2 separate regions of the Homo sapiens genome follow, and region 1 is linked to region 2. The links are chromatin loops, found by intact Hi-C in ENCODE. Cell type or tissue: GM12878. All regions are shown on one strand.

Region 1 (8,000 bases), 1.3 Mb after region 2:
CTGCCACAACAGAGGAAAGAGTGAACCCAATAGATAAGGGAAACAAAAGCAGAGGGCAGAGCCTGGGCTCAGACTAGGACAAAAGAACTCCTGGGAACACAGGCTCGTGAACACAGACTCTGCCTCCCTCCCTGCTGCCAGACTGATCTTCAGTCAACTCAGTCACCCACTTACTCTTGGGAGGAACAAAACCAATCCTGACCAGGGCCACCCCCAGGCCTGGCTTCTGCTACTCCCCCAGCCTCGTCACCTACCACTTCCCCCAGCATTGTGCACACTGCTCTTCTCTCAGCAGGGACCACGGAGACGCAACGCAGGGTCTTCCCTCAGCTGAGACTGCCCTGCTCTCCCCCGTTTGCCTAAACCTCTACTGGTGCATCAGATCTTAGGTCAGCTGTTGCTTTTTTAGGAAAGCCTGTCTTGGCCTTCTAAACCAAATCAGATTCCCCCATGATGCCCTTTCACAGTACCTGACACTGTTCCTCTGCCAACATATCATTGTTGTATTTACATTGTTTCTTGGGATGACTCAGTCAGGGTCTGTCTCTCCCACCAAACTGCAGCCTCCATGGGGACAGACAGCATGTCAGCTTTTGCTCTCTGTTGCAATCCACGCATCTATTACAGACGCAAAACAGGTGATGAATAAAGGCATAAATCAGTCTTGTGAGAAAGACTTTATTTGAAACCTTAAGAAATAAAGAATGAATGATATGTGTACGTATGAGACTAGTCTACAAGGCATAATCTATGATGTGGACATTTTTATTATCCCCATTTTACAGATGAGAACACTGAGGTTCAGAGAGGTAAAGTCACTTGCCTAACAGCACACTGCTCATAAGTGGCACAACCAGGAGGTGACCTGTGTCCTCCTGACTCCAAGGCCTGACCTCTTAATCAGCCCTTTTCCTCTAATTTTAAAAGAAAGGTTGATCCCTAAAACCCTGTCCAGCTCTGCCTTTCCCTGATCCTATAATCTCAAGAAAATTAGCTGGCGATCCCCCAACAAGATAGCCCCCACTTGCAGTCTGCATTAACCTTTCAGATCTCAGAGGCACCTGCCAACATGCCCCTCCAGGAACGACACACTCTTCCACTCCTGAGCTGAGAACTGAGAAGAATTACAATCCAATTGACTCCGCAGGCTAAAAGAAGCACATGTTTAGCTTGCATCAGCAGTGCTGACTCTAAATTAATATTTTGACATCAATCTTCATCCACCATGTGGCAGCTCAGAGCTGTGTCCTCCCTGGGTAAGCCTGGGGCAGCCGGCTCCAGGGAGCGGGCAGGGTCAGAGGAGCCCCGACCCCCTGAAGTCTAATAAAATTGCTTTGCCACATAGGAAACTGCTGCTCAAAGAGAGCCTCTCCTTTCAAGTACACAGGCTGTCCCCATCCCTGATTCCTGAGTCTTCAGGGGAGGTGGTGTAAATGGAAAATTTCCCCCACAGTCAGAATTGGTTGGAGAGTGGTCAGTCATTCGGACATTTGTTAATAATTTATGGAGGTCTACCAGCCACCCAACATATATATCAGATTTGCATCTTTTTACATGTTTATTTTTACTTTTTTTTTCTTTTTCTTTTTTCTGTCGGGGGGTGGGTGGTGGCGGTGAGGAGAATGTCTCACTTTGTTGCCTAGGCTGGAATTCAGTGGCATGATCACAGTTCACTGCAGCCTCAACCTCCTGGGCTCAAGCAATCCTCCCACCTCAGCCTCCCAAGCAACTGGGACCACAGGTGTGCACCACTGCACCTGGCTAATTTCTAAATTTTTTGTAGAGACAGGGTCTCCCTATGTTGCCCAGGCTGGTCTTGAACTCCTGGGTTCAAGTGATTCTCCTACCTTGGCCTCCCATAGTGTTGGGATTACAGGTGTGAGCCACTATGCCTGGCCCAATTTGCATATTGTCATGGCCACAGGAAGATCTAGTTTTAGTCTAGTGTCTGTGGAATGGGATGGGAAATCTAGGTAACAAAATCTATTAAGTGTCTCCCATGTACCAGTCATCCCTGTCTCAATGGATTCTCACAATAATCCATCTGGGTAAATATTATTATCCTCATTTTATTGACAATAAAACAGTCTAAGAGAGGTTAAGCTACTCAAAGCCATGCAGGTAGAACAGGCAGGATTAGATTTAAATCCAGGTTTGTCTGGTGCCAGGTCTACCTAATGTCTAATGTCTATGGGTTTAATAACCAACAGTTGGAACAAAGAGTCTAACACAAATTTTACAAAGAAATAAAAATTCAGTTATATCTAGACATACATTTAGTGAATCACATTTGTGAAAAGGATACTATTAGACCAGTGCCATTCAGAGAATGATTCACAGATTGATGCCAGTCCATGACCTGCTGGTTACCAACCTACTGTGGTAAGTTTAAAACTAGGAGAAACCATTGAGAGACTTGGATAACAAGTTGACGTGGGCATAACATCCAAGAATGTGATCATATAATTCATTGTTAATGTATTTTGTAGAACTACTGATCCATAATAGATAGGAAATACAATTTCTAAGTGTTCCTTCTCTACAAACAGCTTCTGCACAGCACCGAACTAGATGAAATTGGGTCTGTGGGTGTGGTATCATTTGAGGTATACTACAGTGAGTACTTTATCAAGTTCAAGGGTGAAGCCTCTTACAGACTCACCATTGTCAATCATATTCCAGCTTTTCCATGCTGTGTGACCTTGGGGAAACTTCTCAAGTTCTCTCTGTAGAGAGAGATAATAATGGTGCTAAACTCCTAGGATTACTGTGTGAATCAAAAGAAAGTATCTACGTGAAGTACTTAGTACAATATCAGGCACAAAGCAGTCACTCAATAAATGCTAACTGCTGCATTTATTGAGTGTTTACATTAAGCCAAGATAAGTTGCTGATTATTATTATTATCACTTGTCTTTTATTGACATCTGTTTTGTCATTAGAATGTATTCCTTTGGGTTATACTAGTAGCCTTATTTTGAAAACAAAATATCCCCTCCCATCCCCTGCCCCAAAAGAAAGGTATTTAATCATATCAACTCATTTACCACTAAGGCAGTGATAAGTGGGGAAAGAGAAGATAAAGAAAATGAGAAAGACCCTAAGGGCTCATGGGGATAGGGCAATGCTGGGGATAGCCTGTGAAAAATAATCTTGGTAAGGGAGGATCTTGAAATATGAAATTCTGGAGACATGAAAGCCAGGGATGAGGCTAGGTGGCATTTTGGGAGCATTCTCTTGAAGAAGGCAGAGGAGAACAGACATTCAAATGAGTAGCACAGAGCATAGTTAAGAACCAGAAACCTGGAGCCAGACTGCCTGGCTTTAAATCTTGTCTTTTCCATTTAGTAGCTGTGTGACCTTGGACAAGTTACATTTCCCTGCTGTGCCCCAATTTTTCCACCTGTAAAATGAAATAAAAATAGTACTAACCTCATAGGGTGTGAGAAGTCAATGGAAGTATGTGCGTATATATACACACTTGTTCTTACACTGTGTCACAAATTAACAGCAGGAAGTTTGGAGAGAGCCGTCTATGGTTAGAATGTTCTGTTACCACTACTACTAATGACATTAATTATAGCAAATACTCTATAGCTCTCACTAGGTGTCAGGCACATATACATATACATATTTACACACCTACGTACATACACACCACACACACACACATATACATATGAACCACAACATTATCACCCTAAAAATGCATTGCAGATCATGCCAAAAATATTCAGGGCTCCCTGACGACTTGCAGGACAAAGCCTAAACTCTAGATGAATACTATGATCCAACTCTGATTAAATTTGAGGCCACTGGAGGCAAGTGATTTATCTACATTTTAAACGGGAATCAAAGATAATTTTTAATCAAAGTCTGGTTTTATTTTAATCGGAAGCTATTTTTAAAAGACTAAAAGGCTAAAACTCCAATGCAGGAATTTCAGGAATCTTATGAAGGGAAAGGAAGATATTTTGGAATGGTGAGGAAAGAGGGGACTTACTGTTGCCTCTCAAACCATACTAGTATCTTCTGCCTGCTTGTAAGGTGGGCTCCAACCAGAAGATTGTGGTGGTGTCCTTAACCCCAATTTGTCAATACAATCACACCCCCAACCCAGTCACTTGGTGACCCCTGCTGGCAACCCCTGGGTAATACACAAGTGGTGCAGGTGGTTCATGAGCCCTCCTGGGAGAGTATTTTTGACCCAGTAATATGCCTTTGGGTACCCATTGCCCAGATCTTGCTTGCTTTTTCTATGATTTTCCAGTAAAAAAGAAGCACGGCCCCATGGAGAAATGGCTGATCCCATGATTCCAGGGAAAACACATGATGAGCCTGGAGCACCTTGCAGTGTCTTAAAGATATGCTAAAAACAAAAACTGCCTGCACCCTGCACCCCCATGTTTATTATATCACTTTTCACAGTGGCCAGGATATGGAGTTGGCCTAGATGTCCATGGACGGATGAACGGTTGAAGATTGTCTTGTATATGCACAGTGGAATACTGTTTAGCCATAAGAAAGGAGCCCTGTTGTTTGCAGGAGCATGATGGAACTGGATGGAGGTCAATATGTTGAGTGAGATGGGCTGGGCAAAGAAAGACAAATATCACATGGTCTCACTCATATGTGGGAGATAACAAATTGATTTCATGGAAGTAGGGACTGAAGTAGTGGCTGCCAGAGTCTAGGAAGTGGAGGGGGGTGGTGAAGAGAGGTTGGCTAATGGACACAAGCAACCAGTTAGAAAGCAGTAGTAAGTTCTAGTGTTGAATAGCACAGTAGGGTGACTACTACAGTTAATAATGAATTAAAGTTTATTTCCAAATAGCTGGAAGAAAAGATTTGAAATGTTTCCAACACAAATACATGATAAATGTTTGAGGTGATGGGTAAGCTAAATACTCAGATTTGATCATTATATCTTATATGTATCAAAAATAGCATATGTGTCCCATGAATATATACAATTATTATGTATCAATTAAAAGGGGGGAAATAGCATAAAATAAAATGAGAAGAAAAAATTTCAGAAATCATAGAACATTATCTCTGGCCCCACCACCAGTACCCTATGTGCAACTTTTGGTAGTATGAAACTTTTTTGTTTTTGAGAAATCTTCAAAGAATTAGATTCCAGAAGCTTCCCTCAGTAGTTCTTTCTAGCATTAAAGCTCAGGCTGTGTCTAAACCTAGCTGAATTCAATTGAAAACTCATATTTATTTAGGAAACAAACCCCCATACATAGCATGGGTGCCAGTATTTCATGTAAAAAATGTTCATCCATAAACATAAAGTACTTCTACTTTTAAAACAAAAGAAAAAGAATGGAGACATGTCAAAGAGATTCAGAATCCAACCTGATAGAGCTCCTAATGTCCAAAGCTGGAAGAATTTGAACCCAAAATAAGTAACATGGTGTTGGATTATAACACAAGTATAAAATAAATATAATGATTCATGCTGATATAAATAAAAGATTGAGTTAATGAACAAGAAGTAAATAAGAAGGGGAAAAACTTCCTTATAGAAAAATTTCAAATAATATAGGTATATATTATTATTAAGCTCTAGGAAGTAAAGCTTAATCTCTCACCTTCTTTGACTATAGGCTGAACTTGGTGACTTGTATTCAAAGAAAAGAGTATGGAAAGGGGAAAAAATAGTAACTTTGCTGTGGAGAAATCTGGTAAATACCACCATAACAAAATGATCGAGGTTAACATCACCAGCAAAGAGTTATGTTAATATTTTGTACCCCCTGATGTGATATGATGAGAAGGGCACTTCATCTCTGTGGCATTCTTCCCCAGAATCATTACCCTAGTCTAATCGTGAGGAAAGCATCAGACAAACACATACTGAGGGCCACGTTACAAAAATGTAAAACTGACCAGTATTCCTCAAAATGGCCAAGGTCAAGTAAAACAAGGAAAGATTGAGAAACCATTATAGACCAGAGGAGGCTGGGGAGAGACATTACTACTAAATGCAATGTGGCATCCTTGGTTCTCTCCTGGGCCAGAAAAAGAACAGTAGTGGAGAAATCTGGTAAAATCTGAATAAAGGCCTGAGTTTAGTTAAAGGTATATAATGATGTTGACAAATTTACCATGGCAAGGTGAGATTCTAACACTAGGGGTAACTGGGTGAGGCATATACAGAAACTCCTTCTGTTATATTTGCAAATTTTCTGTAAACCTAAAATTATTCCAAAATTTAAAATATATATATATATATATATATATTGTGTAATAGCTATTGAGGAGGCTCAGAGCAAGAGAATTCAGTCTCCTGGGTGCTGGGAGATTTCTGAATAGACTACCAGGTAACTCATCAGGACCTTGTCTCTGTCTGGAGAGTGAGGGCCTGGGTGGGGAACCAGCAATGTTACAACAGGCTGGCCATGAATCCATGAAAGCACCTACCCAGCCAGTCAGCTCATGAGAGGAAGCAGAAGCTTCATATGCTCTCTGGTGGGCTGACCCACAGTCCTTCCACAAGAAAAAGAAAAAGCTTATCAATGTGTACTTGTGCTAAAAGACCATAGCAAATGGTCCTATTTTCTTCTTTATTTTATAGAATTTTTCACAATATGGAATCTCAACGTGTTTCCCAATAGCCTAGTATTCAAGGGGGGAAAGAAAGAAGGGAAAGGGGGAGTGCCAGGAGAATCATATTATAATTTAATGAGACATGACTTTCCAAGATGGCACAATGGCAATACTATTTTTGCCATTGACCCCTCTTCACTGGTCAAACAAAAACATTGTCCATTAGAAATCAGACATATAAATAGATATCTTATTTGACCTATTGTTAGCATTTGACACAGTTGATAACTCATTCCTCCTTAATACATTTTCTTCATTGGCCTTCAGGACAATATGGTGTCTTGGTTTTTCTTCTATTTCACTGGTCAGTCCCCAGTCTCATTTGCTGTTCCTTTCTCCTCTCACCAACATTTAAACTAGGGCTTAAACCTGTTTCTCTTATCTTTCTACAGTCACTTCCTTGGTGATATCCAGTCTCATTGGCATCTAGATGCTAAAATGTTCCCGAATTTGTTTCTTCATCCCAGATGTCTCTCCTGAACTCCAGACTCACATTCCAAATGTTTACTGGACATCTCTACTTGGATGTCTATCAGAATTCTCAAACCATACATATCCAAAATGGAACTACCAATCTTCCTCATTGCCCCAGCCCCCACCCAAATTCCTGTTCCACTCACAGCTTTCCCATCATGGCAACTCGATTTTTCCAGTTGTTTGAGCCACAAATTTTGCAGTTATCTTTGACTTTTCTCATTCTCTCACAACTCATAGGAAATCTTGTTGGTTCTTCCTTCTAAATACCTAGAATCTAACCACTTCTAACTGCCATGGCTGCCACCCTCGTCTGGTCTGAGCCACCATCACCTGTTGCCTGAATGACTGCGACAACTCCTTACTGATGTCCCTGATTTGCCCCTCCTAGAGTCAACTCTCAGCCAGCAGCTAGGATATGTTAGATTATGCCTCTTCTTTGCGCAAAACCCTGTAATGGCTCCCCATTTCACTCAGAGTAGAAGCAGAAGTGCTTACAAGACCCCATGCGATCTGCTCTTGGGATCTTGGGTGCCTCTCTGTCCTCTAGTCCCTCCCTCCCTGGCTCACTCTGCTCCATCCATGTTATCCTCCTCGATGTTCCTCAAGCTTCCCCTAGGGCTTTTATGTGGGCTATTCTCCCTGCCTATAACTCTTTTCCTGCAGATATACACACAGAGAACTTCTAGTCTTGGCTCAAATTGTAGGGTTACTAGATAAAAATAAAGGACACCCATTGAAATTTGAATTTCAGATAAATAGTGACATGGACATGCAATCTTGAACATACTATGTATACTAAAAATTGTGATTTATCTAAAATTGAAATTTAACTAGTATCCAGCACTTTTGTTTGCTAAATCTGGCAATTCTACTCAAATATCATCTTATCAATGATGCCTATCTCC
Region 2 (8,000 bases):
ATTCCAGACCTGATCATGTGCTGGAATCACAGGGAACTTAGTAAAAATATAGGTCTCCTTAGTGTACCCAAGACTTGCAGATGAGAACCTCTGGCAGTGGGGTCAAGAAATCATATGTTTAACAAACCTCAGATGAGTCTTTTGAAGCCACAGCCCTGGTCCCAAGAAGGCAGTTAGGAATTCCTAGTATAGTACACTCTCCTTATTTTACAAATAAGGAAATTGAGGCACAGAGACATTTAAAAAGTTTAAAGAGGAGTGAGCACTCGTCCTTAGGTAGGAGTCTCTTCTGGCTCCCAAATTAGAGCTCATTGCCCTACATTGCACTATTTTAATAAAGTAAAGATAAAATTGAGCCCTGTCAGAACCTGACAATTTTCTGAGCCTTTCGCTGATCAAGGGCATGGAAAAGTTGTAGGAGGAATTGCCATTCTCAGTGCAAGTTCAGCAGAAGGAACAGAGAAAGGCAGAGGAATGAAGGAAACCACATTTGTACTCACCAATGCCATTGTTAGGAAGAAAGAAATTGGATGCACTTGATTTCAAAGTCAACATCTTTCATGAGGTATTAACAGATTTGTTTTATCTCTCATGCCCAGTGCTGTTCACAGACTTGAATCAGTTGGTAGCCCGGCTGGGGGATAAAGGAAAAAGACAAAATTGGATTCTTATTATTTTTTCTCACAATAGCATTCTAGTCTACCAACTGTACAATTTTTTATTAATAACATTGGAATTGAATCCATGTAATTCTAGCATCTAACAGCTCACCTTCAGAAATGTCAACCAAATAAGATCAAAGAGAATTGCCAAGCTTTAAAAGAGGTATGTCCATGTAAGACAAACAAAGAGTGAAAAAGAAATAAGGGGTGAGCTGTTGAAATAGAACACAAAGCCAGCCCCGAGATAGGTCCTCATTGATGGCTAACAAACTGAGCTGGGTGGCCCCTCTGTAGGCCAAAACATCTCTCTGATGCAGAGCCAGGGAGGGGTTTCTAGGCACTGGAGAGGTCTCTGATTTCACAGCGGGTAGAATAAAAGAGTAAACCTCAGTGTGTTCTGCAGTGTGGTCTCTCTCTCTGTTTTCTGCCCTATAAACAAGTCAATAAATAAAGGTACAAACGCCCTTTGGTAAGATCTACCATCTGTAACTGGGGGCTGTTGAACCCTGTGATACTCAGCAGTATATTAGAGAGGAAAAGAAGTGGAACCTGGAATCAGATGTCATTGCCCTACCATTCACTAGCTCTCATTATTAGCTATGCAGCCTTGGGCAAGATATGGACCCCTCAGAGCTTTCATTTCCTCCTCTTTCAATAAGTCTGCCCAAGTTTACTTAGCTCATAGACTCATATTAAAGCTCCAATGAGATAATGTATGTGAAAGTGCTTTGTGCACTTTCAGATGCTTACATTGTACTCACAATAATAATCATCGATAATAATGATTATTAGAATCTCTTTTCCAAAAACTGTACCCATCCAGGTGGTACAGGACTGGGGTTTCATTTCCTTTTTTTTTTTTTTTTTTTCCAGACGGAGTCTCGCTCTCTTACCCAGGCTGGAGGGCAAGGGCGCCATCTCGGCTCACTGCAACCTCTGCCTCCCATGTTCAAGCGATTCTCCTACCTCAACCTCCTGAGTAGCTGGGATTACAGGCACCCGCCATCATGCCTGGCTAATTTTTTTTTCTTTTTTTTTTTGTACTTTTGTAGAGACGGGGTTTCACCATGTGGGCCAGGCTGGTTTTGAACTTTTGACCTCAGGTGATCTGCCCACCTCGGCCTCCCAAACTGCTGGGATTACAGGCGTGAGCCACTCTTCCCATTGTATTCACTCTCCAGCACTCATCTTGCCACATTTTCCAAAGTCCATAGAGCCCAGAGGATAGGAGTTTGGGCTTTGAAGTTAAATGATCCTGGCTCCAAGATTTGCTCTGTCCCTTCCTACTATGCAACTTGAGCAAGTTGCCTGACCTCTCCAGGCCACAAGTTTCCCACTGTGAGATGAGGGCAGTAATGGGAACTACTGACGAGCATTTTCTGAGAATTAACTAAGAACATGAGAAGTACTTCACATTGTACTTGGCATGCAGTAAGTGCTCAGTATATGGTAGCCATTTATTATTATTGTTGTTGTTATCAATAATTCTGAGTGTTTTAGGTCAAATGCAGATCTTCCCACCTCCCTCAATCAAGATTAGTTAATTTATTTATTTCTGTTTTTGAGATGGGGTCTCGTTCTGCAGCTCAGGCTGGAGTGCAGTGGTGTGATCATGGCTCACTGCAGCCTTTATCTCTTGGGCTCAAGCGATCCTCCTGCCGCAGCCTCCTGAGTAGCTGGGACTACAGTCATGCACCACCATGCCCAGCTAATTTTTTTTTATTTTGTAGAGATGGTGTCTCCCTATGTTGCCCAGGCTGGTCTTGAACTCCTGCGTTCAAGAGATCTGGCCGCCTCGGCCTCCCAAAGCGCTGGATTACAAGCATGAGCTACCGTGCCTGGTCTCATTGAAGATTTATTGATCAGCTAATGTGGGCAAAGCCCAGTGCTAGACATTGCCCTCCAGAGGAGAGTCCAGTGATGAAGGATTAGGAATGAGGTCTTATCTGTGCTTTACTGAGACCCTCAGCTATTGGCACATGAGAACAGAAGCCTAAGGAGGTGACTCTAGGCTCTCACAGGGTTGATGAGATTTTGTTGCTAGGGTGTCTCAAGGTTGATGAGATTTTGTTGCTAGTGGAAGGTTGAGGCCAAGGTTCAGAACCAAGGTGCCTCTTGAACAATGGTGTTCTAGAATCCCTGGTTTCCTTCTATCTACCTAATCTGCGTGAAATGTGACAGTATCTCACCATTTCTTTCTCTTTCTGAACCACATTGGGTGCCAACAGAACTTGCTCTCTGTTCTCTTTCAAAATTACCAACATGGACCCCACCCAATTCTTCCCTTGGAACTAAGGAACGCCTGACTGATGTATGTAATGCTCTGTTGATTTATTCATTTCAGTGTATATATTCATTTAAGTGTATAAAAACATGTAAAGTCCTTTAGAATTTGAAGCAAGCATGCGAATTCAATAAATGTGTGCTTCCACTTTCAAAAGGAGTTTTGAAATTCCGGATTTGTATTAGTGCTGCTGGGAAAGGTCAGAAAATATGAATTCTGAGTAGAGGTCAGCAAAATACGTAGTCCCTTCCTTTGTTATTTACTGTAAAATCTTGCGCAAATGAACTTTTCTCTCTAGATTTCAGCTTCCCTCTTGACAAATTAAAAAAAAAAAAGAAATTGGAGGAGACAATTTCAAATCCCTCCCAACTCTTAAACATTCAGATTGTGATTTTTGGATTCTTTTGCTCTTTTGGATTTTTTAAGACCATATCGCCCATGATCCACAGGGGGCAGCGTAAGCCCGAGGCTACCCATGAAAGAAAAGAAACTGTTCTCTGAAGGCTTGCACTTGTCACTTCTAAAATTCTAGGATTGCGTTGAAGTTGTATCTTTGAGTTGACTTATTTCAGAACTAATTTTGTTTTAAACATAGGACAGATGAGTCCCAGCATCTATGAATTCAATGATGAGTCAACATATGTGATATCTGTTTTAAAATGCACCCACTGAGAAGACAGAGTGCTCTTCTTTTCCGTTGATTTCTGGCTCGAAGCTCACTCATTCGAGAATTTGTGTTTTCAAGTAGGATTATAATATGCTTTTTTTCTTTTCTGTCAGATTCGTTAAGAACATTTTTTTTTGAGTCATTCAGAGTTGGGTTCAAATTTCCTTTGTTTGTGTCACCTTGGGCAATCAATGTAACTTCTTTCAGCCTCAGTTTACCATCTGTAAAATGGGTTTATGAACATTAAATGTGATAATTTGGCCAGGCATGGTAGCTCACACTTGTAATCTCAGCACTTTGGGAGAACGACTTGGGAGGATCACTTGAGCCCAGGAGTTTGAGACCAGCCTGGTCAACATAGCAAAACTCCATCTCTACCAAAACAAAACAAAACAAAACAAACAAACAAACAAAAAAAACCACACACACTAGCTAGGTGTGGTGGCACACACTTGTAGTCCCAGCTATTTGGGAAGCAGAGGTGAGGTGGGAGGATACCGTGAGCCAGAGCCTGGGAGGTTGAGGCTGCAGTGAGCCCTGATTGCACACTGCACTTAAGCCTAGGCGACAGAACAAGACCCTGTCTCTAGGTTTTTAAAAAATTATAATTTATACAAAGTGCTTATAACTGTGCCTGGCACATAGTAAGAGCTCAATAAATGTATTCAAAGAGGAAGTCTCTGCTAATTTTAAAGCAAGTTTCTATGAATAGGATGGGAACGGGGATGATATTAAAAGTGGATTCTTAAAAGATCTTCTTGTCTAAAATTGTAATGCCATTTCAGAACTGCACATAGCACAGTTCTAATTAAGTGACAAAGCAGGTTCTGGTGTACCACGGTAAGCATAGCCATGTTGAAAAGGAAGTCTATTATTACCCTAACTTCTGAAGGCTCTTACAATTAAATTAATTCCTTGATACCATGGGGGTTGTTTTTGCACCAGTAGACCAATAGGGATCTGCAAACTTTTTCCGTAAAGGGCCAGAAAGGGCCGGGCACGGTGGCTCACACCTATAATCCCACCACTTTAGGAGGCCAAGGTGGGTGGATCACAGCTCCTCAAGGTCAGGAGTTTGAGACCAGCCTGGCCAACATGATGAAACCATATTTCTACCAAAAATACAAAAATTAGCTGGGCCTGTAATCCCAGCCACTCAGGAGACTGAGGCAGGAGAATCGCTTGAACCTGGGAGGTGGAGGTTGCAGTGAGCCAAGATCGCACCACTGCACTCCAGTCTGGGAGACAGAGTGAGACTCTGTCTCAAACAAAACAAAACAAAACAAAACAAAACAAAACAAAACAACACTCTCACCCATGAACAGATAAAGAGATTATCACTGTTACAGTTTGGACTATATCCTTTCACTTTTCAGCTTTTTTTGGGGGGGGGTTGGGGGGCGAGATCTCACTCTGTTGCCCAAGCTGTAGTGCAGTGAACCAGTCATAGCTCACTGCAGCCTAGAATGCCTGGCTAATTTGTTACAAAAATTTTTTGTAGAGAGAGCATCTTGATATGTTTCCCAGGCTGGTCTCAAAGTTGTGGCCCCAAACGACCCTTCCACCTTGGCCTCCCAAAGTGCTAGAATTACAGGCATGAGTCACCACCCTTGCCCAGTCTTTTTAATTTTCCTCATAACAATAGATTATTGTTTTTCACAAAAACTTTCAATTTTTTCTTTTCAAAATCATTCTATATTCTTTTAAACTCACTTTAAATTTCATTAGTTTCATTCAAGAAATCTTTACCACAAAGCTGCTATATACCATTCATATATTCGATAGAACAATGTGAAATGGCTGATATTTAAACCATTTTCTTTTCTTTTCTTTTCTTTTCTTTTTTTGAGACAGAGTCTTACTCGGTTGCCCAGGCTGGAGTGCAGTGGCACGATCTCAGCTCACTGCAACCTTCACCTCCCAGGCTCAAGCCATTCTCTTGCCTCAACCTCCGGAGTAGCTGGGATTACAGGCACCCACCACCACGCCTGGCTAATTTTTGCATTTTTAGTAGAGACAGGGTTTAACCATGTTGGCCAGGCTGGTCTTGAACTGACCTCAGGTGATCCATCCGCCTCGGCCTCCCAAAGTGCTGGGATTACAGGCGTGAGTCACTGCATTCAGCCCTTAAACCGTTTTCTTTAATGCTTGTTTTCAAATAATTTTCGTCTCACGAGAACTTGCAAAAATAGTGCAGTGAGGTTCTCCTATATATTCCTCCAGTGTCCCCCAATGATCACATCTTACCTAACTATAGAACATTGTCCAATCCAGGAAACTGACACTGGCACAATGTAATTAACTAGTATATTAACCCTCGCAGGCCTTTGTTGGGTTTTATATGTACTTACTGTTAAAAATTCTTTGGACTTAAAAAACAAGCAGTATATATCTATTGTGCAGCTTTCCATGTCAGTACTTTTAGATCTGGAGGGTGTCCTTTTTTGGCTGTGGGTTACTGGGTTTCTAACACCTGTCTTCAAAGTTTCACATAGAAGGTCGCTTTGACGCTGCTTCAGGGAAATGATAAACACCCCAAGAGTTTGCTCTTGCCTCAAGCATCGTGGAGTTTCCAGTGATGAACACATGATACAAATAATATTTTACCATTGAAAAGTCACATTTGAGAAAATTTAGAAATTAGACAAAATTAAAATGGTACTAGGAAGAATAATTTTAATTGTCTTGATATTTCTACTTGAAAGCAGGTGTATTTAGTCTTTATGTTTCTTTTTAGTTTTCTTTGGGGAATAAGTATGCAAATATTTAAGAATACATAATTGTATTTCTGTATGTATTTTTAAGTATTTGCATACTCATTCCCTATACTAAGCGTAGTTTTATATCCTTTTAAAAGAATACTGTGTAATGATAATTTTTCTCAGTAAAATTCTTTGAAAAAAGATATCCAGAATTAGAAAGGTTAAAAAGGATATAGGAGATCAGTTGGTGAAATATTAATATTTTCAGATGAAGAAACTATGGCTCAGAGAAGGAAAGTATCTTAGCCAAGGTCGCATAGCCAGGAAAGTTGACATAAATACTTAGTGATGGCAGAGAGTCCCAGGATGCCACAGTGAGGAAGGCTGAGGGGCAAGCCCTTGGCAATACTCCAAGATCTAAGGTTAAGTGTTACAGGAATTTCATTTTACCAGAGTGCCCATGCCTACCAAGAACTCAAGAGACCAAAATACAAGCTAGAAAGCCAATTTACTAACTTACAGTAAGAATTCTAGCTGCCAAGAGATCTAACCTGTAATCCTCCTGTAAATGTATTCTCATCCTATAGAAACATCTAATATTAACCAGAAGGTTTGGTGAATCCATGGACCCAGGAAAAGTGGAGTTAATGTTAAGATTGTTTTGTTAATGTTTAAATTTTAATTAATTTAAGATACATCATACACACTCATGGAAAAAGTACAAAGCATGCAAAAAATGTTAACATGAAAAGTCAATCTTCCTTTCATATCTTGTGCCTGTCCCAGAACAACTGTTCTTTTGGAAGGTCTTAGGAACCACTGTCTCTGTATTAGTTTCTTGTTGCTGCTGTAACAAATGACCTCAAACTTACTGGCTTAACACACAAATTTATTATCTCAGAGTTGTGAAGGGTAGAAGCTCTAAAATCAAGGTGTTGGCAGGGCTATATTCATACTGGATTTGTTAGGGGATAATTTGTTTCTTTGCTTTTTCTAGCTCCTAGAGGCATTCCTTGGCTTGTGACTCCTTCCTTCATCCTCAAAGTCAGCAGCATAGCATCTTCAAATATCTCTCTCTCTCTGTGATCTCTTCTTCCTTTATCACACATCCTCTGACTTCTTCTCTAACTTTCTTGCCACCTCCTCATAAGGACCCTTGTAATTACATGAGACCCACCAGATAACCCAGGATAATCTTCTCATCACAAGATCCTTAGCTTAATGACATTGCAAAATATCTTTTGCCATGGAAGAGAACATATTCACAGTTTCTGAAGATTAGGACATGGACATATTTGGGTGTCATTATTTTGCTGACCACAGTCTCCAAACTACATTTGAGAGATGAATGACTCCTTCTTCTCTAGACCAGACTAATAATGTGTTCTGATGAAAAATAATGTATTCTTGTTATTAAGATGCTTATTTATATTTGTTTACCAATTTGTTCAGTACATTATGAAATATATCCTTCTGGAAAATGTTTAAAAGATAAGGTATAAATAAATGTAAATAGAAGTTGTCATTTTCCCCACAGCCAGTGGATTGCCTGCTACACTCATGGTGAGTACCGAGCCCTCTTTAGAGACCACTGTCCTAAACTATCCTTTTTCTACATTCAGTGCAAATCACTGTCCTGAACATTCCTTTCTTCTGTCAGTAGGACATGCTATTTATATGGTACA

What was found. A loop is a pair of places that touch in the nucleus more often than their neighbours do. Peaks named below come from ENCODE experiments on the same cell type or tissue, not always from the same donor. Only the 100,000 strongest peaks of a DNase experiment are listed, where the experiment ranks them.
Region 1: a loop joins it to region 2, with 10 times the contacts of the local background. A loop is called at or near these places in 7 of 110 quality-filtered maps.

The regions. Positions count from the first base shown.
Region 1 is chr5:155,613,120-155,621,119 of GRCh38, reverse strand. No RefSeq gene overlaps it. Among named protein-coding and RNA genes, the nearest start is that of KIF4B, 600 kb to the right of the region's middle. In GM12878, a CTCF peak has its summit at 4,139 (motif pointing left); no DNase peak of the experiment used is centred here.
Region 2 is chr5:156,930,464-156,938,463 of GRCh38, reverse strand. The region is part of intron 5 of TIMD4 (T cell immunoglobulin and mucin domain containing 4); the gene reads left to right. Among named protein-coding and RNA genes, the nearest start is that of TIMD4, 29 kb to the left of the region's middle. In GM12878, a CTCF peak has its summit at 3,404; a DNase peak (open chromatin) is centred at 6,060; H3K27ac peaks cover 2,448 bases.